Linked DNA regions of Homo sapiens: all the other regions are linked to region 2. Evidence: chromatin loops called from intact Hi-C (ENCODE). Cell type or tissue: endothelial cell of umbilical vein. All regions are shown on one strand.

What was found. A loop is a pair of places that touch in the nucleus more often than their neighbours do. Peaks named below come from ENCODE experiments on the same cell type or tissue, not always from the same donor. Only the 100,000 strongest peaks of a DNase experiment are listed, where the experiment ranks them.
Region 1: a loop joins it to region 2, with 9 times the contacts of the local background. A loop is called at or near these places in 8 of 110 quality-filtered maps.
Region 3: a loop joins it to region 2, with 2.1 times the contacts of the local background. A loop is called at or near these places in 3 of 110 quality-filtered maps.

The regions. Positions count from the first base shown.
Region 1 is chr2:154,399,799-154,407,798 of GRCh38, reverse strand. The region is part of intron 10 of GALNT13 (polypeptide N-acetylgalactosaminyltransferase 13); the gene reads right to left. Among named protein-coding and RNA genes, the nearest start is that of GALNT13-AS1, 54 kb to the left of the region's middle. RefSeq lists an enhancer at 6,467-7,011. In endothelial cell of umbilical vein, no CTCF peak of the experiment used is centred here; no DNase peak of the experiment used is centred here.
Region 2 is chr2:155,219,171-155,227,170 of GRCh38, reverse strand. It overlaps LOC124908060 (a long non-coding RNA gene), which reads left to right and starts at 1,154. Exons shown (of 2, transcript XR_007088685.1): 1 at 1,154-1,271; 2 at 2,686-4,726. In endothelial cell of umbilical vein, a CTCF peak has its summit at 3,206 (motif pointing right); no DNase peak of the experiment used is centred here.
Region 3 is chr2:154,960,477-154,968,476 of GRCh38, reverse strand. It overlaps LOC105373696 (a long non-coding RNA gene), which reads left to right. Exons shown (of 6, transcript XR_001739743.1): 3 at 2,789-2,964; 4 at 3,267-3,339; 5 at 3,912-3,971. Among named protein-coding and RNA genes, the nearest start is that of KCNJ3, 270 kb to the right of the region's middle. In endothelial cell of umbilical vein, no CTCF peak of the experiment used is centred here; a DNase peak (open chromatin) is centred at 4,816; H3K27ac peaks cover 1,029 bases.

The sequences.
Region 1 (8,000 bases), 820 kb after region 2:
TGGATCAGAATTCCCATTTGGTAAATGTTAGAAAAAACTGGACAGAGTCATCAAGCCCTGTTTCAAGGGGCTGAGATTTAGAGCAGAGTTATATGTGTTTTCATAAAAAAATCTGAGCAGCAACCCATTAAAAAAGACAAAACACACACTGAATATTACAAGGAAAGGGCACGGGCTTCTAGAAGCAAAACCCGGTACCTGTTCATATAGGGCTGAAATATATTCTCAATCTGATTTCAGGTGGTCCAGACACTAGAAGGGATTGAACCTATAGGCAAAAGACCTTTCAGGACCTGCAGCTGGAGAGGATTAAGGAAGGTAACAACTGATAAATTGTAGTATGATGTAGTAAATAGGATGGTATAGGTTGCACATAGTCTGATCAAATTATATAAGTTGAATTATTTTTAAATCCCTTACATCAGATTTTATTGACTTTTCATAAAAGGAAGATTTCTTGAAAATAAGATTATACATTATTGCTATTTAGTTCCTAAAAGAGTGTAGGACAGTATAATGCCATTATACTTAGAGAAATACATATCTCACAAAATGACGAATTCATTTTTAGATGTAAGGTATGCAATCTGATTAGAAGAATCTCTGCTAGGTACATGGTACTTGAATAGGCACTAATTAATAATTACAGGGGTTACAGCTTGAATTGTTTGTAAGGCTTTCTCTCTCTGCTGGAAAGCAGAAAATTCAAAGCCATATTCAGCCTAGTACATACTCTGACAGTGGTACTGGAAAGGGACTTATCGGAGATGCATGCCCTCTTACTCTTTGACAAATTAAGAAATACCTTTAAGAATGGCTCCAAAATATTTTGCCTTCAGTAACAACCTATTATTGATCTATTTTCTACAAAAGATAACACTTTAATGTTTTAGTATGTAACACCTCTTGTGAATTCATTTATTCAATTGAGTAGTAGTATCAGGAAAATGTATATCTCATACCAGGCACTACCTGAGGTGCTGAGGAGACAGAAAGGAACAAAATAAACACAGTCTCTTCCTTCATAAAGCTTATGTTTTAGAAGGGAAGAGAGCAACAAATAAATAGATTTGTAATATGTCAGAAAATCAAGAAGTCCTGTGAAGAAATATAAAGCACAGTAAGTAAGGGTAGATAAAGTGAAGGAGATGGTACTATTTTAGAAAGGAAAGGTCAGTTGGAATAAAGACACTTGAAAAGACGTTTAATGAAGAGGAGAGCAACCATATTTTCATCTATGGAAGGACATTTTGGGCAGGGGAACAGCAAATGGATGCTCCCTGTAGTTGGACAGTACTGAGTGAAATAATGGACTAGCCTTGTACCACCACTGCAGTGAGCAAGGGGCAGGTTAGAGAGGTATCCCAGACTAAGTAATGTAAGGAATCATGAGAGTTTTAGCATAGGCATGGTATAATAGTAGCTTATTGTGGCTGCTGTGCAAAGAGCAGATTAGAGGGAGGAAAGACTGGAAGCAGAGAAACAAGGAAGAAGGCCACTGTAGTCATGCCAGCAAGAGATGATGGTGATTAACAGAATAACAATGGGGGTGGAAGGTCCAATTTCAGATATATTTTGAAGGTAGAGCCACTGGAACTTTCCATTGAATCGAATGTGAGTTATAAGACAAATAAAGACATCAAGAAACATGCCAAGCTTTGGGCCTGAACGAGTGGGCAAATGCTATTTCTATTTACCAGGAACAATAGTCTTGAGTTCTTGCATGTTGATAAATATATCTGTGGCTGCTATACTTGAAAATCACTTTGATAGATCTAAAATCCATGACTCACCAAACTTGACTACCTTTTAAATGTTACTCCATTTACTTCCAGAGTAAAGGATTCCTTTGAAAACTCTGATGACAATCTGGGATTTTCCCCCTCTTAATTCTTACAAGTATCTATTTCCCTCGAAGCCAAACTGATTTTTTTATCTTTTAAGTTTGGGAGATTTCCTACAATGTATCTTGACATTACTCATTATGGATCACTCTCGCAGGGATGTAGTGTTCCTTTTCACAATATCGTTGCAATTTTATTTTCAGAAAAGTTTCCCGGAATTATAGTCATTATTTTATTTTTCGAGATACAGTCTCACTCTGTCGCCCAGGCTGGAGTGCAGTGGTGGCAATTCTCTGCCTCAGCTTCCCAAGTAGCTGGGATTACAGGTGCCCACCATCACACCTGGTCAAATTTTTTTTTTTTTTTTTTTAGAAGAGATGGGGTTACATCATATTGGTCAGGCTGGTCTCGAAATCCTGACCTCAGGTAATCCACCAGCCTCATCCTCCCAAGGTGCTGGGATTACAGGTGTGAGCCACTGCACCCTGCCTATAGTTATTAATGTTCATTTTATTTCATTGGTTTTTCTCTTTAGGAAATCCTAATATTTTTGGTCTTGTTGCTTATCTTCTATATGTGTCACTTTCAATTGAACAATTTAGTTTCCAATTTTTATATTTTTAGTTGCTCCTTTTTCTTTTCTAAAATTCTTATGGCATGCTCTCGGTATTATTCACTCATGTGTTCTTACAAGTTTGGCCTTCATTTCTGAAATGATTTAGTCTTTGATTTCTAATTCTTTCCTGCATTATACTTGCACATTTCAGTTTTTCTAAATTTATGTTGTTCTTTTCTATATTCTATCATTTAGAGCATTTATTTTAGCATCTTTTGAAATATTAGATTACACTTTTCCTCTGTCTTATGAGCATAAAGTACTGGTGTGCTTGCATTGTTTGCAGAGATACCATTCTACTTCTTACTATCTTTTTCTTACATCAGTCATGCTTTTCTAGTTTTTCTTTTCTCTCTTCCTTTTGTTCTTCCTTCCTTCTTTCCTTTTTTGCATAAGATCAATTTTCCTAGTCTTTTAAGGGGAAATGATTGATCAAAAGACCATTTCTATTTTCACAAATATGGAACACCTTTTTCTGTAGTTTTTGAAGTGTTAAAAAAAAAAATTACCCTTCTATTTCTTGAGACCTCCTGACCCCATTTACCTCACCCATTTTAATCTGGACCATTCATTTCCTTTTCCTCCCACTCTAGTTGGGCTTTATTCCCCAAAGTGTCTTCTGAGAAGGAGCTTCAGCTAGTGAGTTTCAAGAATTCACAGACTGCAGACTGTTCAGACCCTTCAGATATTAGAGAGGAGTTTTTTTTCTCACCTGCAAAGTACTTCTCCCATTTTCAGCTACTATTATCCAATTGGCCTGAAACAATTTCTCATGAGTATCTATTAGAAAATTGGGTGTTATCCTGACCTCATTTCCATCAAATACCTCATTGCTTTCCTCTGTTGTCTCCTACAAAAATTGTAGTATCATCTGGGTCATGACAATGTCAGCTCATATTTGAGAATCTGTGAGAACACTTTGCCACCTAAATTTGTTGTCAAAATTGTTTATCATTCTTTTAAGTTTTGCTGTTCTAGTCGTTTTCTGTTTTAATGGGAAAATTCAGAGATTCACACATAATGTCATTGCTGCCACCAATTTTTCCAGAATTCCAGAATAGACTTATCTTGGGGACTGCATGAAAAGAAGCCTATCCTATTTCTGGCACATTCTAACTACTCCACATTCAATGTGGTTTTGTAGTTTGTGGATGTGTAATATTACTTGTCCTTCAGAATGCAGCAGGTGCTAAGTGGATACAAAATAGGAACTGAAGTCAAGTCTGGCTGGATGTAGAATCTGGGAGAATAGCAATAGACAGGAGTCAATGGTTTAGGAAACCTGCCACAGGGAGAAAAGAGAGACAACCACTACCACCTCCAATATGATGATAATAATAATATAAATTAGAAACTATTTGAATTGTATGTGCCAACCTATTACTCCCGTTTTACAAACAAAAACATTAAGATACAGAGAGGTTAACTAATTTGCCAAAACAAAACGTAAAGGTATTCTATGGAGTCTGGGAATTGCCAGTCCTGACTTCCAGACAGGGAGGCAGTGTTTGTTAGAACGGAGGCCTGGAAGGAGCAAGGGAGGACTCAGTTCTGCTTAAACAGAGCTAACCAGAGGTTATCTAGACAACAGGTGAAGACACATGAAAAAAGATACATAAAGGCAACCTGGTATTAGGCCTGGGGGACCAGGTCAAAAAGCCTAAAAACAAAGTATTCTTTATGCTTAGTGCCATCCTGATGAGCTGAGGTCAGGCAAATAATTTCTATCTATGTCCAGGGTGACCTGAGAGATAAGCAGTGTGGAGGACAGAGTGTCAGGAAATCAGGATATCAGTTGCCATCTTAAACAAATAAGAGGGACATATCACCTGGGATAGAGACAATATCTGAAAGCTTTTTTTTTCGTTTTTGTTTTTTTTTTTGAGACGGAGTCCAGCTCTGTCACCCAGGCTGGGGTGCAGCAGTGTGATCTCAGATCACTGCAACCTCCAACTCCCAGGTTCAAGTGATTTTCATGTCTCAGTCTCCCAATTAGCTGGGACTACAGGCATGGAATTCCATCACAACTGCCTAATTTTTGTATTTGTAATAGAAATGCGGTTTTACCATGCTGGCCAGGCTGGTCTCAAACTCCTGATCTCAAGTGATCCGCCTGCCTCGGCCTCCCAAAGTGCTAGGTTACAGGCGTAAACCACCATGCCTGGCCTAAAATCTGAAAGGTTTTTATCACTAGGCCTAAAATATTCAGATTTTTTTTAAAGCCATGCACACCTAGGGGGCAGATAGAAGCACATAAATTGTTCCCGAGTGAGCGAGCCCAACCCTGTAGGCATCTGCTATATTGTCTTCAAAATACAAAAATGGTCACTGGTGTTTTCTAACAATTCTTAACAAACAAATCTTAACATGTATCTCAATACTAGCATATGGGAGAGTTGAAACTATGGATCTCATCTTTTGAGATGTAAAGGATAATCAAATTTAGGATGATCATGTATAATTTTAAAATCAGAACTTTTCTAAGAACACCTTGAGACCTCAAATATATACTCACAAAGAATGTTGTTCAAGGGAAGAAGTAAAATTTCAGAAAAGATGCAATTTTGTCAACGGTACCATATTACCTGACAGTAACAATGGCTTGGTCATGTCATTAATCCTGAGAAAAATCAAAGCAACCAACAACTAAAGAACTTTATCCATTAAAAATTCTTCACAAAGTCTGTTCCAGAACTTGAATCAAAATAGTAGCGCACACTGGTAGCTCTAAGATCTGGTAAACTTTTTTGACTCATTCATATGTTACATATGTTTGAATATATGGCACAAGGCCAAGATAGTTTTAACTTTAATTGGCTGTCTGCTTTGAGATTTCTATGTTTACACATAATCTTTTATTGCTTGAAAACAATTCTTAATGACACAAACTTGAGGGCATTTTTCCCCCTTGTGTTTTGATGTTTGAAATCAGCAAGACTTTTTCTAAATGTTTCTGTGCATTGCAGCATCATTGGTAGTGTTCGTATCACTTATATAATTTGTTCACTAGCTTTTGCTCCCTCTGCTGGAATGTAAAAGCAAGTAGCAATGAGAATTCCATTTCTAAAAGAGAGAGATATATACTGCCCACGCCCCCACCACCAATCTTTCCGTTTTAAAAACTCATAGAAAATCCATTCTAAAGATAAGACAGTCTAAACTTAAACTAGCATTATTTTACTTTAATTATCCCAACATACGTTTATCCTTCAATTGCATATTATTTTTTATCATTATTTTACAAATGTCAACCTCATTTGTTTTCTCTTTTCTTTGTAAAGACAGAAATAAGCACATTTGCAGTGAATTCCAGAGCTTAATGTTAATATTTCCATAATATGATTGCTCTTGTGGATATGCATTTAAAGCATATTTTCTGTTTAATCTAATTGTGAATAAATCAGAAAGATGAGAACAAAATCTGTATACTGAAACAATTCAAGTTGACTTCACTTATGGAGAACTGGATTTAGAAGGTCCTTGATTAATGACTGTGAGATTCAAAAATTATTGTTATCTGATATCTGAAATCCCTTCCCCCCAAAAGTAAAGAACATAGCAAAATAAACAATTTAATTTATTTGGTGGATAACAAAAACAGTGACAACCAAAATCCTGAGAGAATTGAATAAATGCCAAACTGGCATATAGTTTGTTGCAGCTGTTTCTGCCAATACACATTTAAGTAATAAAATTAGAATGAATTTTAGTTTATTAGAAATATGAAGTTAAAAAAATACAATATTTTCAAGTAATAAAAATAGCTCACTTTGTTCACAGGTGAGTTGCCTAGCCCAACATACTTTAAGGTAGCCATCCAATAAAGGGTGACATATTCTCCTTACACATACACATATTCAGAAACCCTGGGATAAAAATTAGCTACTGAGTCCCCAAGAATTTTGGAAATAAAATGAACAGAAAAATGTCCGCATTTACGTAAGTCACCTAAAATAAGGCTTTCTTGCTGGTCATCCTATTAAAGGGCCAAGAAGACTGTGAATCTATAAATAGATCTGATTACCAACAGAAAGGGTAAACTTTTAAGCGTTTTAGCTTCTGCATTTGGCAGTAACTGATTTTACCCTTAATCTCTGCAGCCTAGCAGCTTCATGGATGTCTATTTTCCATTATGTAAATTTGCTCTTCAGCAATATTTAAGGCATACAATACCAATATAGGCAAGAACTTTAACTACTTACTATGGCTAAAGGATACAAGAGGAAAAAGAAACCCCGAGGTTAAGTACACAATACAAAATGCATATGCTAATGTCGAAACATCTTCAAAGCAACATGCAAATGCAAATTTTAAGCACCAAGAGTTGTCACTTGGCTCCTGAAATCCTCATCTCCTTCATTTGCCCTCAGATTGTGTTCAATTTTAGTTCACAATGTATTTTTTTTTCAGAAAGCCTGTCATAACCCAAAAATTTGGGCTGAGACATTCTATTTTAGAATGCCATTTCTTTCAATCTTACACTTAAATTTACAAGATCAGAACCGAGCATGTTAAATCTACATAAGCTTCAGGGCTAGTTAAGAGAGAATTTAATGCTGCAAAGAGCTCAACTTCCTTATTCCATTATGATCTGCTTACTGAGTCTAAAAGACACATGCTTCATTAACTTACTTAAAGGTTTTAGTTCAAAGCAATTGCACAGCTTTTAACTTCCCATTGGAAACTGCATGTAATTCATGGGCTGGATAAAGTAATATTTCAATTACTTGAGTAAGATGCAAACATAAAATAAATTAAGATACAGATATCTGATATCAATAACTATTGACTTTGGTGATGGTATATAATAGAAAAACTGAATACCATATTTGCCTCTATATATTCCAATACAGCAAGGAAAGTTATAAAAGGAAATTGACAAGGAAACATTTATATTCACCAATACACAGCAATATCAAATAGAGTTTGAAAAATATTGAAGTTAAAAATATATAAATTGTTAAAGCCACCCAATTTCATTTCAAATTCAGTGAGAAGTACAAATGAATATACTGCAAAGAAATATTGTTCTTGTTTTGATGGCAAGTAGCTTGAACACCTGATATTGCTTTGGGACTCTAATTATTTAAGAGAAAGTGCCTTATACATAAGGAAAGATTACCTTTTTACATTTTTCCAATAAAGGTTAATAACAGGCAGTAAGAAGGAAAAAGCTTTAGAAAATGACTGTTGTTCATTAACAGTTCAACTCTAACTCATTATCAAAATGTCCATCTTAAATTATGTATACGTGGCCATGCAAAATTGAATTGGGAGGTAGTGCTTGGTGAATTTGTCCTTCTGTTTCCATGGAAACAGATGCTGGATTGCATTTCTTTAAGGCTAGTTTTAAAGTGGAAAACTACAGTACATTAATACTCCAGAAAGCACAGAACTTAATTTATCTGTTAAATGTATCAGGTTTTTTAAACAGCCGTTATACCATATAACCCATGCAGGGCATCTTTTACTTCTACTGAATTTCTTTACTTGTTTGATTCTCTCTTGCCCTACCCACCTCTGCATCCCTATTTTGGTAG
Region 2 (8,000 bases):
ATTACAGGCACCTGCCATCACGCCCGGCTAATTTTTGTATTTTTAGTAGAGATGGGGTTTCACCGTGTTAGCCAGGATGGTCTTGACCTCCTGACCTTGTGATCTGCCCACCTCGGCCTCCCAAAGTGCCGGGATTACAGGCATGAGCCACTGTACCCAACCCCCTATTAGGTAAAATTCTAATGACTAAATGCATCAAGAATTATATAATTATGTTTATATTTCAAAGTTTTTTGTGACATTATTGTTAGGTATTGAGAAGGAAATTTTCACCAAGATGCTCTGCAGTCTTCATAGCCAAATCTTATTAATCCACCATGATTAGTTCATAGATCTCATTTTAATCTGTTTCATACTCTTATGGTTTTAAAAGGACCAAATAGCAGCATTTTCTGATTTCACTTTACAACAGGGTCTATTCCCTTCAAGCCCTCTGTTGTTAATAAGCAATGAAATGACTGAGAAATGAACAATGGAAAGGCCAGAAATAAAGGTAACATATAATCTCAAAACTTGTTCTATCATTGATGGGCATTTGGGTTGGTTCCAAGTCTTTGCTATTATAAACAGTGCTTCAATAAACATACGTGTGCATGTGTCTTTATAGTAGAATGTTTTATAATCCTTTGGGTATATACCCGGTAATGGAATTGCTGGGTCAAATGGTATTTCTGGTTCTAGATCCTTGAGGAATCGCCACACTGTCTTCCACAGTAGTTGAACTAATTTACACTCCCACAAATGTGTAAAAGCGTCCCTATTTCTCCGTAGCCTTGCCAGCATCTATTGTTTCCTGACTTTAATAATCACCTTTCTGACTGGCATGAGATGGTATCTCACTGTGGTTTTGATTTGCATTTCTCTAATGACCAGTGACGATGAGCTTTTTTTCACGTTTGTTGCCACATAAATGTTTTGTTTTGAGAACCATCTGTTTATATCCTTCTCCCACTTTTTGATGGTGTTGTTTGTTTTTTTCTTGTAAATTTTGTTAAGTTCCTTGTAGATTACAGATATTTGACCTTTGTCAGATGGATAGATGGCAAACATTTTCTCCCATTCTGTAGGTTGCCTGTTCACTCTGATAATAGTTTCTTTTACACCATGGAATATCATGCTGCCATAAAAAATAATGAGATAATGTCCTTTGCAGGGACATAGATGAAGCTGGGAGCCATCATACTCAGCAAACTAACACAGGAATAGAAAACCAAACACCGCGTGTTCTCACTCATAAGTGGGAGTTGAACAATGAGAACACATGGACACAGGTAGGGGAACATCACACACCAGGGCCTGTCTGAGGGGGTGGGAGGCAAGGGACGGGAGAGCATTAGGACAAATACCTAATGTATGTGGGGTTTAAAACCTAGATGACAGGTTGATAGGTGTAGCGAACCACCGTGGCACATGTATACCTATGTAACAAAACTACACTTTCTGCACATGTATCCTGGAACTTAAAATAAAAAAATAAAAAACAAGCAACAAAGGAAGGTCTGATAATGATTAGCTTTCTAGAAACACCCGGATTTTTAGGGCAGAAACGTTAATAACTGTTAAAATAAAGGAGAAGCTATTATGAAAAAAATCTCAAAACTGGAAAACAAAGTTGACAAGATATCCCCAAAGCTATAACAGTGATGTATTTTTCCTTTCATAAGAGGAAAGCCTGCCTTCTTTGCAAAGCATTTAAAATGTATTTTACTTGATGGTGAAAGCAGAGATAATTTTGTAGAATTATATGTTTAGGGTTCAAAGGGACATTTCGGATAATCTGTGCCAATGTCTTGCCTACAAAGATAAGAAAATTCAGATTGAACATGGTTATGTTGCCCAAGGTAATTATTGGAGTCACTCAATGGACTGCTTCTTCTATTGATTTTTGGAACACGTGTCATTGACTGTTCCTTTACAGATGTCTTTATCATGTTGCTTCTCTCGTTACTTGTGTTTTTTCTTTCCTCTAAGTCTTCCTATTCATTCTCTCCACCAAATATATTAATGTCACATCATATACAAAAATAAATTTTGTAGAGTTTTGTAATCCTGTTTTTAAAATAGTACTTTTCTTGATATTATATAAATATGATAAATGTTGTTGTTAAAAGTGGGAAAATGGCAAAAAATCAAACATGTGAAGTATTTGCTATTGTGCATAGATTTATTATTTAGCTATGTTAAATATATCCCATCTCCACAATTAGACCAATGCTTATATTAGGAAGGAAACTTATATGTGAAACCAAAGTGCACCTTCGATTATGATTGATTATATAATTGATGAACACCTTGTAGGCATTCATACATTTTAGTGACTCATTAATTTATTAGAAAACTTTTTTACCTCTGAAAAATCTATGCTCCATTAATGTACATTTGAAAACACTACTTAAAACAACTATTTAACACAAAAATATATTTACCATTCTTTCTAGCTAAAATAAAAACAATGAAATCCTAAAATAAAAGGACAATGGAAAATTGAGCTGTAGCTAAATATTTAAATTATCTTAGACTCATGACTTGAAAAGTGTCTTAGAAATAATCTAGTTCAATATCCTACTTCTACTTCAATATTGCAATTAAGGTATTCCAATTCAGTGTTTAGCCTCTACATGACACTCAGCAGATTAAAATAAAAATCTGACTACCTTTTCATTATGTATTTTGCATTCATTGTAGATTTGCTGTCTGGAGAGATATATGAAATTTAAAGATGGCAATCCATTCCCTTCCCATCATGCTTCTTTTTCTACAGGTAAGCATTTTTCATTTCTCTAACTTTCCAACTCTTCTCCCATATCCTAATATTCCAAAGCTTTATCATTCTATTTATATATCTTTGCACACACTTTTTTTTTATTTCAATTTGATCCTTAAATTGCGAAGTTCAAACTAAGCATAATGCATTAGGTACATTCTTACTTAGAGCAATGTGTGGGCAGCACTGGATTTTTCTGGGCATGCGTTTGTCGCAAGGCAACTTAACTTCAAATTAACTCTTATTAGAGACATACACTTTTATGACTAATAGTCTTCTTATAATCACGCCATCTTCCAGTGTATACTTACATGATTTATTTACTTTTTAAATCTGAAAATAGAATATTATACTTTTTCTAAACACGATGAAATGAAAACAAGACATATGATTTATCCTAAAAGAATTGATGAGCCAGTAGGGGGCACACAGGAAACATCTAGGAAACACTACACTGTGAAATATTCACTTAAATGAATGAACCAAGTATATTGCAAAGGAGAATTAAATAGATACCTTAATAGAGACAAATAACATGGTATAGCAGAAAAAGGAAAAGAGTTTCATTTCCACATAAAATTTCAAGAAAGTTTTTATTGCATAATAAATTTTACTAAGTTTGGAAGGAAAAAATATAGAAGCATTGTATTGCATTATTGTTTTTGGTTTATTTGTTTTTCTCTCTTATTTGATCATGTTTATTTTATAGTAGAGACCTAACCTAATATTTAATGTCTTTAATACCAAATATAGTGCCTAGCCTAGTGCAGTTATCATATTCATGTTGAATTAATGAGTAAATGATGGATATTATTGGAAAAAGATACAAGGTTAGAAAAATGTTAGTAATAAAATGACATGGTAGATTCTTTGTTTACTGTAATTTTAATGCAGGTTTCATGAGGACCTTGGTTTTCAAAAAAGACCATCAAAAGGTCAGTTAATGTCAACATAATGGCAGTTGTGTTTGCCATGGTAAGAATGTTACTGTGTGGAGGTAGGAGATGATCTTAAAGACAGGTGTGACATGATAGGCATTGTCTTCTATGAATATGCTACTTAGTAAGGAAAAGGATACACTTGAAAATTTAAATAGAGTGGGAAGATGAGATCAGAAACTATTGTAATCATGAAGACAGAATGTAAAGGGTCAGAATTAGGGCAATATCACAAGACATTTGTAAAAAGTTTTATTAGATATAATTCACATCATAAAGATTCAGATTACAGATTTCCTGGATGACTTTTTAGTTGAAATGGTAGGAAAACAGAAGTTTAGAAATCTACCCTGTGTATCTGAGAAGACTAATGTGACTCAAGAAAGTCCTGATGTTCAATACCCTATTTAGTGTATTAAATGCAATGAATTTTTCTAAGTAATTCTTGTATTACATTTATATGTACTCAAAGGTAAGGTATTTCTTTTCCTGTGTTCCTGGTCATCAATTTATTTATTTATTAATTTAGGAAAACATTTATTTAGTCACTCATTTAAACTATATGTTTTAAACCGTTGTAGACTATAACACCACAATGGGGTACCAGACAGCTATATTCTACATAAAATTGTTTTCAAAGTTTCCTGATGTCAATTTATCTTCCAGAGAAACCCAGAAAAGGGGGAACTATTGAATTTCTATCCTGTTAACAATAACTTTCACTAGGTTTTTCTCAAATCCAATGCCTACAAATTGCCCAGACTCTCTTCTGAGCTATCCAACTATATCCCAAATCCCCAATAAAACAATAATTTGAATAAATATGCTATTGGATATAGTGTATATTTATAAACTATGATAGTATCAAACAGGCTTACAATTTTTGTTGCTTGTTAATGCAGTTTTTGAATTCTTTAACTTATATGATATAAAGAGAAGCGATTTCTGTAGAATTTCATTCTCCCGAAAATGTATCTTATGACACACTGAATGAAAAGCAATAAACACACTGTTAAGCAGAAAATTTCTGTCATTTATTTGTTTTCTCTTTTGTCTCAGAAGAAAGTCAAAATATTCGGTTGCTACATTAACAGCTTATTACAAGATCAGAGAGCAAAACAATCTAGAGATTTATTAGCACATACTAAAATCAGAGAAGTGTTTGTTTCATTTTGTGATTCAACCAAATGAAAGTCCATCATAGGTTTGGCACAAAATCTGCGCTTATAATGTTAGTATGCTCATAATAGTCAGTAAACACTGAGTAATAGAATAAGTCTAGTGACAAACTTTTACTGTTAGAGCCAAAGTGGAAAAATATCTTAGAAATTAATTTCAGTGAGTGTAATTTCTAGTAGCCTTTGCACATAAATTGAAAAAAAAGCTCTTGGATTGTCTGAAATCCTTCAGTTTTACATGTGACCATTAGAAACAACAGTAAAGTACATATTTCAGGTATATTACTAAACTAGCAAGAATGATAATCTTTCTACAGACATATTTATTATGAGGCATAAACCGAGGGCTCAGTGCACCTCAATGTGAGCTTACATAAATGGATCATACTACATCTAGTATTAAGAAACTTACTTTTTTTCATTTAATATTGTGGCTATAGCTCTGTTTTTATTTATCATAATGTATCACAGTTTATTGAACAGACTGTGTTTCCATATATTTCATTATAATCCATGATGTTGTGAATCTCTTTCTATACACATATATACACACACACAGAAGTTAAACTGCCAAAGCAAAATGTATGCATTTTTCATTTGCATAGACAATCCTAAGTCCCTTTCAAAAAAGATGGACAATTTCACACTCTCACCAAAACTGTGTGATGATATGCATTTTCTCACACACTATCAACAGTAGATATAATCAATATTTTTCCTTTTCTCCTATGATGATTGAAAAATGATATATGCCTCAAATTCTTCATGTTGATTCTTATATATTATAGCATTTTCACTGTTTAGTTGAACGTTTTCTTTTAATTACATATATTTTTTAATTTTTAATTTTAACTTTTGTGAATACATATTAAGTGTATACGTTTATGGGATACATGAGATGTTTTGATACAGGTGTACAATGTGTAATAATCACATGATGTGCAATGAGGTGCCCATCCCCTCAAGCATTTATCCTTTGTGTTACAAGCAATCCAGTTATAATCTTCTAGTTATTTTTAAATGTACAATTAAGTTATTATTGGCTGTATTGCCCCTGTTGTGCTATCAAATACTAGGTGTTGTTCATTGTGCCTGTTATTTTGTACCTATTAACCATCTCCACTTCCTCCCCACCCACCCGACTACCTTTCCCAGCCTCTGGTAACCCTCCTTCTGCTCTTTATCTCTATAGGTTCAATTGCTTTGATTTTTAAATCCCACAAGTATGTGATGACATACGATGTTTGTCTTTCTGTGTCTGGTTTATTTCACTTTGTAGAAAGACGTCCAATTCCATTCGTGTTGTTGCAAATGACAGTATCTCATTCTTTTGTATGGCTGAATAGTACTCCATTGTTTATAAGTACCAAATTTTCTTTATTCATTTATCTATTGATGGGCACTGAGGTTGCTTCCAAAGTTTGGCTATTATGAACAGTGCTGCAACAAACATGGGAGTGCGGATATCTCTTTGATATACTAATTTCCTTCCATTTGGGTATATACCTAGGAGTAGGATTGCTGGAGCATATGGTAGCTCCATTTTTAGTTTTCTGAGGGACCTTCTAATTATATTTTTTAATTGAAATTTGGCCAATATATGGGAAAATTGGTCATTTCTTATCTTATATCAAGCCATATTAGCTCATACTGGTTTAAATGTAGTTTTAAAGTGTTTGATGTTATTATATCATATTACTATTATTTTGTATAATGTTTAAGACAATGCACTTTTAGTGTGACATATCAGGACTCGAATCTCATTTTTAATGTTAGGCATATTCTGTATTCTTTTCTAGATCATATTAATAAAAAGTCTTGGCTTTATCTTTGAAGGCTTATTCAATTTCTTTTATACTTATTAGTCTAGCCAGGTTTTCTACTTCTAGATAAATTCTTATGCTTTACATATTGCTAGGAATTAATGTGCTATATCTAGATTTTTAAAATGTATTTATATATAATTGCTTTATGCCCACTAAATTCATTCATTTATTCATTCACATTCCTGGTAATATTTGATATTTATATCTTTACTAAATTTTCTAAATTATCTTTGCTAGCCCAAATAAGGTTGTATTTAAACTATTTTAGAGATCAAACCTATACTTTTATTTTAAATTCTATTAATTTTGGCTTATTATTTATTTTACCTGAGAACATCTTTGACTATATTTTATAAATTGGGTAAAATTCTATCTGCCTTTGATTTCTAAATTATGCTAGCTTATTTTAAAAAATTAATTATAAGTGAATTTATACGTGAACATACTTTTGGACTATCCTTTTGTTATTTTACTGTGGATTTATTGCATTTTGTTAAGTAATGTGCTATGTAGGATTTTTAAGTTTTTGAAACTCACTGGGATTTCTTGTGTTGCCCAATATATTTGTTAATCATATGCTATTTTTCTTTACTCATGTATTTAATACTTGGTTTGTTATTCTTTGTGAGAGGCTTTTTGAAGTCAATCAGAATTTATAAAAAATTTTAAATTTTCTCTTGTGCTTCTAATTTTTTTTGCTTTATAAATTTCATTGCTAAATTTTTTAATGTAAAATATGCTCATTATTTTTCTATCTCTTGGGTGGATTTAAACTTTTATTAACATAAAATACTTCTCTTTTTTATTTAAAGCATTTTCTTAAATTCTCTTTTCATTGATATATTAAACTATATTTAACATTCCTCTTTTTTATTCTTTCCTTCCCATAAATTACCCCCAGTATTGTTTTGTCTGTAATATTATTGTATAATTTTGATTAATTAAATGTACATTTTTAGAAATAGTTATTTAGATATAATTTTGTTTTTCTTTATTTGTCCCCAAAATGTGTCTTGTATTTCACAAGATCTTTTTGATTTTCTTTTCTGTTTTCATCAATTTATCATCTACTAATTTTACCAGAAATTTTTGGGATATAGTTCAAACTTCATATTGGACCACTAGTTTTTTCCTGGTTTAGGTTGTTAGGTTTAAAATAATTAAATAATTCCCTTGCAGACATTATATTTTAGCAGCTATTAAAATCTTTATGACAAAGATTTTCTGTTTTTTTTCTTTCTATTTATTTTTGGATTCTGACACTTGACAAAAATACATCTAAATTTGTCTCATT
Region 3 (8,000 bases), 260 kb after region 2:
TCTAGCCTAGGAAACCATGGGATACTTAATTCAGCCATCTCTATCTAGGCCCTGTTATTAATTGTGTATTGCATGGTGTGCTTGCAGGATCACAACTGCATCACAAAAATAATCTGACCCTGGCTGTGAGATTTGGAGATGACAACACAATTGTAAATTTATAAAATTTACTGCACCTACTCAGGGGGACATAAGGCAACTGTGTTAATTCATTTCCCATTCCAGAGGAAAGGAAGGACTATGAAAAATATCATCCAAATCAATAGAACACAGTGATTAGGCTATCTATTGTTTCAATAGTTTCATCAATTGCTGACTGAATCTTCTAGTCTGCAGTTTAAAATCTAGTTAGTACTTTGTCCAATATGCTATAATACATACTAGCAGTCTGTAGAGGGTCTCTATAATGAATTACTGCTACATTCACTGTCCCACCAATTTTCTAATAATTCTGTCAAATCACCTTCTGGATTCCAATTTTCTATTTTTTTTCAATGAGTTACATGACTATAATCCAACATTTTTGTAATTTCAACAAAAAACATTTGAACATGCAGTAAATCACTGGAGGTTACCAGGGAAGAAAGGACCTGCAGCCTTGAACAAAGACGGATTTAGAAATATGTTCAGCAATACCAGTGAATAGTACAGGAGAATCTAGGATAAAGGAAACAGACTGGAAAATAAACCGTAAGTTTAAAGTCCTAGGATCCGTTCTGAATTCTCAAGTGTGAGCCTCAGTTTCCTCCTACAATAAGAATTATACACAAAATAAAATATAAACTCTGGCAACCACCTCACATCTTAATCATATTTTCTTCCTATACACTATTTTGGTGTTGGGAACCAACATTCATCCAGTTGCCCAACCTTCAAATATAAAAAGCCTTTTTAATTCCTTTTTCTTTAATTCTCATATCCATTCAGACATCAAGTATTGTCAATTCTGACTGCTGCATATCTCTAGAATTCAGCTGCTTTCGTATTTTCATTGTTGCTTCTTTAGTTCGTGCCCACTTCATCTCTTACCTGGATTATTATAATAGCTTTCTGATTGGACCTCCTCAAAGTTTCATTCTATCCTTGTATAACCTCCACAGTGCTCACTAGAGTATTCATTCTGAAAAAGAAGTTGTCTTAGTCCATGTGGGCTGTTATAATAAAATACCATAAGCAGATAGCCTATAAACAACAAAGTTTATTTCTCACAATTCTAGAGGCTGGGAAGTTCAAGATCAAGGTGCTGATAGATTAGGTATCTGGTGAGGGCTGGCTTCCTCACAGACAGTTTTCCCACTGAGTCCTTATAGGGCAGAAGAGGTAAAGAGTTTCTTTTTGTCTTCTTTTATAAGGGTTTGAATTCCACTGGAGGGCTTTGCTCTCATGACCTAATTACTTGCTCAAGCCTCCACCTCCTAATGCAATGACACCAGGAGTGAGAATTTCAACTTATGAACTTGGGGGAAACATAAACATTTGGACCACGACAAAAGTTAATTTTTATAATCTTCTATTTTAAATGAGCCACAAAGACAAAATTCTACAATATAGGAAAAAACAAAACCAAACAACAACAACAAAAGACAACCTAGTCCCTTCAGGATCTGACCTGTACCTGTCTCCTGTAAACATCCTTACCTACTACCATTGACATCTTAATGTCCCACTATCCACTGAATGAGTCATGTTCTTTCTTGCTGGTCCTTCTGCCTGGAATACTTTTCTTCCTCTTGCCCATTTAGCAAGCGCTTAATCAATCTTTAAGATTCATTCCAAGTATCACTTCTTCATCCAAGTTGTCTCCTGAACCCTTTTCCCAATCAGGGAAAAGGAAGTCCACCTCTTCATCTCCCAAGAATCATGGACATGATTCTATTACATAGTTCTTATGTGTTACTTAAATTATTCACTTGTAAATATCTCTCCATCAGACTCTGGCTACCTAAACTTAAGGACCACATATTACTCTTCTTGAAATTCTTGGGCTTTAATACAGTGCTTCATGCATAGTGAGGATGATATAACTATTTGCTGAAAGTAATATATGAGCTCTATACAAACATACAGTGGTTTTTTTAGCTGCTGTGGCTTTTTAAGCTAGGTTCACATTCTCTTAATTACACGTGTTATTTCAATTGCATTTTAGATATCCTATATGAATTTCTAAATTTTAATTACTTATTGTTGCAAGATTAATAGGGATGGTAGTATCTTAAGGTGAACTGTTTTTTACACAAACCCCACTTTAGAAACAGATTCCTTTTGGCTCTCGGAAGGTGCTTGTTGAGGTACCTAATGGAGCAGTGGTAATAATTAACATTTCCAATCATCCTAAATTAGAACCAACTCAAAAGAGAGAAAGTGAACTTTAAAAAGATGTTTTCCAGAGAATCATCTGGTAAGCCATTTCTGGAAAATAATCTGTGCTAATGAGGAAAAAAACAAGTGAAGTAAAAGTGGGATGTGGGCTTTGCTATTTTCGGCTCTTTGTTTTGCTTTCAACAAGGTGTCTCTAAACCTTGCTGTGAATTTTGTACATTCTGTCTGAGTCTCATAATCTGAAAAGTGGAAATGAAATCATGCTAAGCCATGGCACAGGGCATCAATGGGAGGAGTAACCTACATCATTAATTTAATGGCAATTATCTCCGGAGATGGTTCTGTGAAAAACAAAAAAAAATACATTAATTTGTTTTACTATTTTGGATACGGCTCCAAAATAAACACTGCACACTGAATAAGCAAAAATTAAAAAAAATTATTGCAATTAGCCATTATGTGTTTTTAGATCCTAGAAAGAAAAGTTCAGAGAATGAGAACCCCTGGACTGTCTCAAAAAAAAGAAAAAAGAAAAAAACAGAAACGCGACATGCTCTAAAAAGGAATATTTAACCTGGATTAATTCATAAAATAATAGGAGAAAATTTTTGCAGCCAGAATACTATGAATTTGAGTTGGTTGAAGGTAAGAAAACACAAGCCTGTCAGTATCTCCCCATTTCTCCCTCCCTTTAGAGTTCACAAATAATTAAATCAATAAATGGTTATTAAACCTGCTTTAATATTTCATTTTGTATAGTTTTTGCTTTACTGCACATATTTCCTGTAAATAAACAAAAAGCTGTTAGACTCCATTCTTCTCTCCTGACATGAGATATCTAAAGAAAGGATAAGTATCCTTTTGTCATTTCATTTTGGAATGCAACTGTGCTGTGCATGGTACAATCACAGAACATATTAATGCATAGCTAATTCCTTTGTTTTCAGAACAACCTCATCTTTTAAAGCAGAGAAGTTTTCTCAGATATGTTTTCCAGAATGCCAAATCGTAAGTAAATTGGTGAGTTTCTTCAGCATTATGTACCCAAAATGCAAGACGCTTTAGATAAAGCTTTCTCTGGTGAAGGGATCAGTTAGGATATAACTATTACAATTTATAGATCTGGGATATTGGTGGATAACTAAGCTTCCCAATAGATCACTCAAAATTAAATTGGTTTTAGCTATCCTTATCTTCCCTCGTGAACAAAAGCACAGGTAGTTGCTTTACACAGGACGTGTAAGTATGTGTGCACCAGACACCTTTTTTCTGCCATTTACACTCCATTCTCAGAGAATAAAAGATTTTATCAACCAAAAAATAAAACTGTAACTCTATTATTGGCCGTAAAACCATTGGCTCTGCACCCAGCATAGAGTATTTCTGTGCCCATAACTACTTGGACTATCTTAACATAACCTTTTGTTAAATATGTTAGAAATTTTCTTTCTTAGTCATTTGTAACAGCCAGCATAGCATACCATCATATATACATACACATATAATCAGTACCTTGCAGATTACAGTATAACTGATCAAATAGTATTGTAAGTTATATGTTATATATTATTCCCAATTTACATTTTTTTCAGATGAGAAAACTGTGGCTCAAAAGTTATGTTACTTGTTAGACATCACCAGACATTTAAGTGGTAAGCACAAGATGTGAACACAACTCTTCTCTATTAAACCTATTAGACCTGCACAGCCCAATATGACAGCCACTAACCACAAGTGGCTGCACACACTTGATATATGACTAGTTTGAAACAAGAAGTGTTTTAAGTGAAAAATAGAGATGAGATTTTGAAAACTTGAGATGAATTAAAGGATGTAAACTATCTCAATAATTTGTATATTGTTTGCATATTGAAATGATAATATTTTGGATGTACTAGGTAAAAGAAAATAATTATTAAAATTTTTGTCTCCTGCTTCTTTTTATTTTTTATAATGTGGCCACTGGAAAATTTGAAATTTTATATGTGGCTTGCATTTTTGTCTCTTATTATATTTGTATTGGACAGCATCGTATTATACCATACTGTCTAAATCTTCACAGGAAAATTTCAGTTGATGACCTCCTGGCTTTGAAGAAGCAGGAAAAATGCTTTTTAAACATGAATTTTCCACCTCAAACTTACAGACACACAGCTTATTTACATGTGTCAATAATGCTGATCACACTAGGAGAATTATTTCTCTTAAGCATGAGCTTCCTAGTGTCAATGTGGAGAAACATCACATTCTGTGCTTTGTATATTTCTTTTTTCTCTAAAATGACTCCACTGTGCTATGCTATCAAGTATCATCTGTTCTTGTGAGGATTATTTGTGCTGCAAAACTCTCAACACCTGGATGCTCTGCATGACTGGCCAGCTCTCAGGATAATCAGCAGTTATGGAATTACATTCTTATACTGCAGGAAGGGCACAGTCATTTAGCAGCTGTTCTCACACTTTCATCTACTTAAGATTGAGGAGGAGAGCTTTTAAAACTATAAATTTCCAGAATTCCACTTTCATGGAATTTGATTCAGGAAGTTTGGGAAGTAGCCAGGAATGTTCATTTTGTTAGACTTCCTGAGTGATTCTGAGGTATGTAGCCTATAGACGAACCTTTGAGAAATATTTCCTTAGAGGAAGGGCTGTGTGTGCATTTCGAAGCAGAGGAAATAAATGTCTGAGCAAATCATGTCGATGTCAGTCATCAGAATCCATCTTATTTTTATGAATTTGTTTATATTATCTGTATTTTGTATAGCCTCAACATGAATTAACATTATGTCAAAAAATTGAAACTAATCAGAGATGGAATTATTATAGATAGATACATATATTTTAAAGCACTGAGTTTAAAAAGGGCAAGTCTTTCTCAATTTCTAAAATTTCAATTTCATCATTTATAAAATGAAGTAGAATCGTATCTTCACTACAATGTCACATGATATATTTTAAAGTGCTATAAATATTGTTATTAATTATTTAAACTTTATCTACCAACAATACTTCAACTAGATGAATATCTGGTAAGACGCAGTATTTAGCCTTCACTGTAGCTTGAAAATAAAATACAGCCTGAGTTCTGAAACTAACTTTTGCATTTTAGGGTAAATTATTGAACTTAGTTATTTGTTAAGGAATGCAAAAAAATTACTACATTGGCAAAGATGTGGTATAAGTATGATATGATGCATGTGGCTGATTTTTGATAATAAAAGATCAGCACATATAATAGAAAAAAATTTATTGCCTGTATGTTAATAAAATCTACCAATTTTTCTACCTTCCCCATTTTATCTATCCTATCATAGAACACCAGAGAATACTAAAGTAAACGTACTACACAATTCTTTCCCAAGAATTCATTTCAATAGAATTGAGTGACCATAATGTGTAACACATCTTACTAAGTACATTATTATGAGAAAGCAAAAATCATGGTGTATGCCTTGCAGCATAAAGCCTGTCAAATACAAGGCCATGGATAGAATCAGCATATATTAAACAATTGTTGAATCAGTAATAAATAAGTTAATAAATAAGCAAATGAACAAATGCAATGTAGCAAATGCCTCTGTCAAAATTCAGAAGTAGACACATCCTTTAGCTATGCACTCTTGTCAATATATGTGAAATATTCCTTCTCAGGTGTCAATAGCCTCTCTCTGCATTGCAGGGGGAAGAATTCTGGTCACTACACCTTGTGTGCACATATCAAAATGTCAATGTTCCCCATAAATATAAACAAATATATGAAAAAGTGGAACAAAAATAACAATTCTGAATACGAGGTTTAATATCATAAGTACAGCTACATGTAAATGTCATAGAACAAACTGAAGATTTTTATAAATTCCCAAAGTAACTCCACTTGCTAACTAGGTGAGTAAGGCTAAGAAATTAGGAGAATGCCCTTAAAGTTTTAAGACCACAGTAGGAAAGAGCTGTGGACCACACAAAATGTAAAATGATGGAATTCAAGTCTTTCGGCAGGTAGTTTTTCACTAGATCAGAGGTGTGACAACACTCAGTGCTTAAATTCACAAATTAGCGTTAATTAATAGATATGCCCAAACCATCAAAGTCCCAGTCCCATCTAGACATAAGGCTGATAATATCAGGGCATAACAAATAGGAAAGCTAAGCAAAGGGGAGAGTCCAGCATTTGTTAAGGACTATCTATATACTGGGCCCTTCTGTTTATCTTAATTAATTCTGACACCAACACTGACAGCTAGGCATTATTCTAATTTTGCACCAAAGAAAATTAAGTTCCTTTCCTTTCAACTATGAAACAAAGCCATATGGTAAGTAAATGGTGGAGCCAAAATGTCAATTCTAAGTCTTCAATTTCCTGGGCTCTTTCTTCTCACTCTGCTACCCTTCAAGGAAGAATATTGCTTCACGGCCGTCTGAATAATTTCTGGGATGAGTGAACTGAGTATTAACTTCCATCCTACCCAGGTAGCCTATAACCCTTCTAATGTTATATACCATACAGAAAGAAGAGACAATTATGAATATGAAAATGTCCTAATGTTCAATCCAAAGAAACTCTGAATTCCTAAGCAACATAGAAGGTGGCAGTAGAAGCAGGATGAGTGAAATCTGTAAAGGCTTTGACTTATACAGACATAGCTTCAGTCTATCTGCAGAGCCACCTACCTACCACGAATCCCTATGCTGATCACATTCATTTCACCACAACAAATTAAAGAACTGAGAGGGATATAAATAATTAGCACTGTGGCCAATTCCAGTAGGGTTTTCTGTCTAGTTAAATGTATGTTTTCATTTCACAGCAATTTTGAAACTGAAAACAATCACAGAACTAAAGAGAACACTTATTTGAGTGCCTCTAAACTGTTCACATGCTGTGTTACTTTTATGCAGTTACTCCTGATCTTTAGACAAGGAACCAACTTTACTAAAATGAAAGACAGCTTTGGAAAAGAATATATGCATTTATGTTAAAGAGAGATATGTTTTATGTTAAGAAGAGATATGAAACATTTATGTTTCAGAGCAACGGCTCTGAAAGGGGAAGCTCTAAGCTAGTTCTGATTTGAGCAGGTGAGAAAAGGTACAAAACTGATAGTTGCTGACAGAATTCCAGGAAATCTGGGAAGTCATATCTTTGGGAAGTACAGGTAGACTTTGTTTCATTGAGCTTTGCTTTGTTGATTTTCACTGATACGGTGTTTTCTACAGATTGACATTTTGTGGCAGCCCTGCTTCAAGCAAATCTATTCACACCATTTTTCCAATAGCATGTGCTCATTTTGTGTCTCTGTGTTACATTTTGGTAACTCTCACAATATTTCAAACTTTTTCATTATGATTATTATTATTGGGACAGAGTCTCACTCTCCCTCCCAGGCTGGAGTCCAGTGGTGCTATCTCGGCTCACTGCAACCTCTCTTCCTGGGTTCAAGCAATTCTCCCACTTCAGCCTACCGAGTAGCTGGGGCTACAGGTGCATGCCACCACACCCAGTTAACTTTTTTATTTTTAGTAGTGATGGGGTTTCACCATGTTGGCCAGGCTGATCTTGAACTGTTGACCTCAAGTGATCCATATGCCTCAGCCTCCCAAAGTATTGGGATTACAGGTGTGAGCCAACGTGCCTGGACTTTGTTGATATTAGTATACCTGTTATGGTCATCTGTGATTAGTAAT